Linked DNA regions of Mus musculus: region 2 is linked to region 1. Evidence: chromatin loops called from intact Hi-C (ENCODE). Cell type or tissue: gastrocnemius. All regions are shown on one strand.

Evidence for each region. Peaks named below come from ENCODE experiments on the same cell type or tissue, not always from the same donor. Only the 100,000 strongest peaks of a DNase experiment are listed, where the experiment ranks them.
Region 2: a loop joins it to region 1, with 3 times the contacts of the local background. A loop is called at or near these places in 19 of 42 quality-filtered maps.

The regions. Positions count from the first base shown.
Region 1 is chr4:132,921,211-132,923,710 of GRCm38, forward strand. It overlaps Fam76a (family with sequence similarity 76, member A), which reads right to left and starts at 1,341. Exons shown (of 9, transcript NM_145553.2): 1 at 1,148-1,341. The coding sequence starts at 1,228. In gastrocnemius, a CTCF peak has its summit at 1,245; a DNase peak (open chromatin) is centred at 1,509; H3K4me3 peaks cover 2,251 bases; H3K27ac peaks cover 2,133 bases.
Region 2 is chr4:132,835,980-132,838,479 of GRCm38, forward strand. All of the region lies in intron 2 of Ppp1r8 (protein phosphatase 1, regulatory subunit 8), which reads right to left. It also overlaps Gm22767. Among named protein-coding and RNA genes, the nearest start is that of Ppp1r8, 5.9 kb to the right of the region's middle. In gastrocnemius, no CTCF peak of the experiment used is centred here; no DNase peak of the experiment used is centred here.

The DNA of each region.
Region 1 (2,500 bases):
CAGGAGGCCGAGTTCAGGATTTTCTGAGTTCGAGGCCTGCCTGGTCTACAAAGTGAGTTTCAGGACAGCCAGGGCTATACAGAGAAACCCTGTCTTGGAAAAACAAAAAACAAAAATAACAACAAAGAATCATACAGCCTTAGACTGAGCAACAGTACACGACTTTAATCCCAGCGTTTGGAAGACAGAGGCAGTCAGATAGATCTCTGAGAGTTCAAAGACAGCCAGAGCTACAAGTTATATGACCCTGCCTCGGAAACAAACAAGAAAAATGTTTAGATCAAAGTTTTTATGTCCAAGGGGGCCTTCAAACACTATCTTTCGGACTCAGTAAACCCAAGTGGCTTAAGGAAAGTATGTGGGCATCTTTTTGGGGGGACGCGGGGAGGTGAACTACACACAGCGGACGGACACAGACACACATTCTGTATCTGAAATATCTGAGGATCTGTCAACGGCAACTCTGCACGAGCTTGCCGACTTAACTGTTGCTCTCTTGAACCGACGAGGTGGGAGGAAGTTATATATAAAAACGCTGGCATTTCAGGGGTTAAAAAATGCTTAGGATGAGGAGGAAGGCTACCAATTAGATGCTAAAAAGTCACCCTGTTCGTGTGTGTTCCAAGACACTGTTGGGGTACTTTTTTCATTTTCCCTAATAAAGCCTTGCCACCTCTAACTTTGAGATCGGCTGTAAAGTGCCCACGAAGTGTCCAGAGTTCAAAACACTCCTCACAAGCAGCACCTGATTCCGGGGTTCAATCTCATCCAGGACAAGGGAAATCTCTGGACCGTCATTCTACACTCAAGACGACCACATCAGAAGAGAAGGCGGTCCAAGGAAATCTTCCCGGGGGGCCAGTCGGGGACAAACAGGGGAGCTGTCCCCTCCCGCGACCTCACCAGGTCGGAGAAGAAACCCCAGCCGTTGCTAAGCACCAGGACACGCCGGCTGCCAGGGCCTGGACTCCGCCCGGGGCTCCCACAAGTACCCTGCAGTCCTCTGCGGGCCCGGCTCAGCTCGTCCGCAAAACGGGCCGGCCACACCCTGCCCGAGGGGACCCCGGCAGCCGTCCTCGCTGGACCGAGAGTTCCGAACCGCGCCTGGAGCGTCCCCAGCTCCCGGCCGCCGCCCCAGCCCGCGCACCTTGCACAGCTGCTGCCCCTGAGACAGCGCCTCGAAGGGGAAGCGCTGGTGGCACTTGGTGCAGGCGTACAGCGCCGCCATGTCCGGCCCGGGCCGTGATCGCCGCCGCCCCTCCCGCCGGCCCGCCGCTTTATCTGACAGTCTCAGGCACAACCTGGCGGCGGCGGCCGGGCCGCGGGCTGCGGAGGGCGGGCGGGCGAGGGCGGGCCGCGGGCGCAGGGGCGGGCTCTCCGGTGCTCAGAGGCCGTTCGCTGGCTCGCGTGGACGTCGATCACGCGGGAGGGGGCGGAACGTGGAGTTCCCGACGGCTCTGATTCGGTCCGGGTTGGACTACGCCACTGTGACGCTCGGGGCCGCGATTATGTAAAGCGCAGTCACGCGGGGGCGCCGCCTGAAAAGAGCGTCTTCCGAGTAGGATAGCGGAAGCCCTCGGGCTCCGCCCACCTGCCCGCTGAGGCTCCGCCCTCGCTCCGCCTCTCCGGGGGCTGCGGGAGCATTGGAGCTTCTCGCGATACTCGATGAAGTTGTGATGTTTTGGGTTGCCGTGGAGCTTCCCGCTAGCCGAAGGAGTGTGGGATTGGGGTGACAGTCGGGCAACGTCGGATTCGAACTACGAGACCATCCGGAGTTTAAACCCACTGGCAACCAAGGAGGAAAGTCTATCTTTGGAGCAGGCGGAGGGGAAAAGCAGGATATTAAATGAGTGTCCTCTATGGGCTGGAGAGAAGGCTCCGAATGCTGCTTTTGCAAAGTTTGGTTCCCAGCACCCACATCTGGAGGCTCAGATCGCCTGTAACTCCAGCTGCAGGGCTATCCCTGATGCCTCTTAACTCAGCAGGCACCTGCACTCACGTGCACTTACAAAAGATGGGCAGTTGTAAAATGGTAAAACAGTAGAGACCTGAAGCTAGAATTAAAGGCAATAGGAACACGGTGGCCATGATACTCTTGAGATCGGTTGGCTGTGTGTGTATGGAGGCCATCTGTACATGACCCAAAACCTTTAATACATTTTAGTTTGTGTGTGTGTCTCTGTGTCCCCCTCACTTAATATGGAGCTAATTGATCTGTCCGTTCTAGTGTGTGTGAGACTTAGGGATTGGTTTGATCTCTAGCACTGGAGAAAGAAAAAGAGGTAGGGCATAGGAAGTGAGAGGAAAGAAAGGAATAGAAAATATCGATGATCATTCATACAATAAACCTTTTTTAAAAGTTATTTTTACTTGTAAATGTGTTTGTGGGGCTGGAGAGATGGCTCAGCGCTGACTGTCTTCCAAGGGTCCTAAGTTCAATTCCCAGCAACCACATGGTGGCTCATAACCATCTGTAATGGGGTCTGATGCCCTCTTCTAG
Region 2 (2,500 bases), 85 kb before region 1:
TAGTCCAATATTAGTGGTCTAGCACCTGAGGACCCCATTCAACATGCTGTCCTTTCCCTTTAAACACAAGGTCTTATAAGCTCTAGCTCACATTCCACCCAAAATTCCTAACCCCTGAGAAACCAGTAATGACGGCACTTTTGTTTTAGAACTTCAAGGCAAGCGTGGTGCTGCGAGCCTTTCATCCCAGGCAGGTAGAGCTGGAGGCCACCCTGGCCCACAAGTTCCAGGGCAGCTACAACTATACAGAGAAACCCCATCTTGGAAAAAAAAAAAAAACAAAAAAAAACAAAATAAAAAAGGAACTTCAGATGTTAAGACAAGGATGATGCCAAGTTCAAGGTTAGCCTGGATTACACACAGTAAGGCCCTGCTCTAAGACAGACAGACAGACACACACATACACACCCCACACACAAAACCACCAGCAGCAGCACCATCAACACCACCACCAAAACAAACTTCCCAGAAAAGCTCGACAAACGCTCAGGAAGGATGTAAAGTGACGTCAGCATCGGGTTAGAAATCGAGAGCTGTCCCCTGTCCCCTCCCCTGTGAACCCCAGCAGGCAGTGCCCAGGGAGAGGCTCCTGACTGGATACACACATTAGTGTCCTCCAATCTCCTGCGCACTTACCTGCCACACACTTGCCATGAGCTTTACACTGCATCACTGGTGGGGACAATCCCCTGCGGCTGACAGCCCTTCCAGTTGTAGGGCTAGAATACTGAGACATACCACCCCCATGATAATAATTTCTTTAAAGTAAATAAATACAGTTCAAATTTGTATGACTTTACAGTTTAAAATTCTTTTCTTTTTTAAAACCAAGACTTCCTATATTCCAGGTTAGCCACAAACAAGCTACAGAGCTTGGGATGGCCTTGGACTTCTGACCCTCCTGCCTCTACCTCCTAGGTGCTGAGATTTCATGCATGCACAAGGCCCAGTTAAACCTGAGCATTTAAAAATGTCAGGAACAGCAGTGAATGCCTTTACTTCCAGAGCAGAGGCAGGCAGATCTCTGTGAGTTTAAGGCTACACGGGTCTACAGAGTGAGTTCCAGGCCAGGGCTACATAGTGGGACCTAGTCTTATTAAAAAAAAAAAAAAGCTTAATTTTATGTGTTTGCGTGCAATGTATGTCATGTGAGAAGGTACCTGTGGAGGCCAGAAGAGGGCATCTGATCCCCTGGATACGGAGTTACAGATGGTTCAAAGCTGCCCAACCTGGGTGCAAGAAACTGAACTCAGGTCCTCTGGACGAACAGGAAGGGCTCTCAGTTGCTGACCCATCTCTCCAGTCTCCCAAGTCTGAGCATTTTTAACCACATTATATAATTTCATAATCCACTTGTACTAAAATGTAGGAATAAATATTTTGAGTATTCATATTCTTTCCCTGCCCCATGAAAGCACTTATACCTGAGCTCTGCCAAGCTTAGCTTTAAGATTCGGACAGGACATACCTGCTGCTGCTACAGCTCATTTCAAAGCCATGCTACTATGGAGACCCAGATTTGGCAATGGCCTGACAGCCAATTAGTCACCCCAATGTTATATTTTAAAGCATGGATTAAGGTAGGCAGGTCTGTGCACACCTGGAACCCCAGCATTCAGGAAGCAGAAGCAGGAGGATGGCAGCTTCTGGGACCTTGTCTCAAAAACACACCTCCCCACACCCCAAAACAAACCAAGCAAAAAGATCCCTATTCCTAAGAAGACATGGGAAGCCTGGTGAAGTAGCTGCTGCCTATAATCCAAGCACTTTGGAGGCTGAGACAGGAGGACCACTGTGGATCCAAGGCCCACCTGGGCTTCATAGACAGCCTAAAGACCCTATCTCAAAGTGGTGACTGGGGAACTTGCTCAGCACTCAGACAGAGCTCTGTGCGTGCAGAGCTAGCCTGATCTCCATATAGTGAATTACAGGCCAGTCAGGGCTACATGATGAGACCTTGTCTCAAAAAACAGAACAAAAGCCCCACTTACTAAGACAACATTGCTTTAGAATTAGTGGCAGGGCCTGAAGCATAGCGCTGTCTTGTAAGGATGCACGCATGCAGGTTTATCTCACTGCACTTTCCACTCATATTCTTATTTATAAAGATCAGGTGTCCTCACGGACTTGTTTGCTAATAAGCATAGTGTGTCACAAGTAACCATTCTAGAGTGCAAAAGATGTGTCAGAGATTGAACTAAGGAAAAAGAGAGGAAGGGCTCTCATGTCACAGGCACACATTCACCATCAACAGCACCCCAAGCACAAAAACATTAAAAGGGAAGTTAAATGAAAATAATACCTCTTAGAATTAAGGAACTATAATAAAAACTGAATGAATCGTGCCTTGTTCTTCTGGTTCCCAAGGCTGTGACCTGTGGCTGGCTACTGCTGATACTATCCAAATGTGCCTCTGAGTTATAACTCAGAATGTGTCTTTACACACTGGGCCTAAAAGACTCATGGCTTTTACTTTAATATCGCACTTCTGCAACCCAAC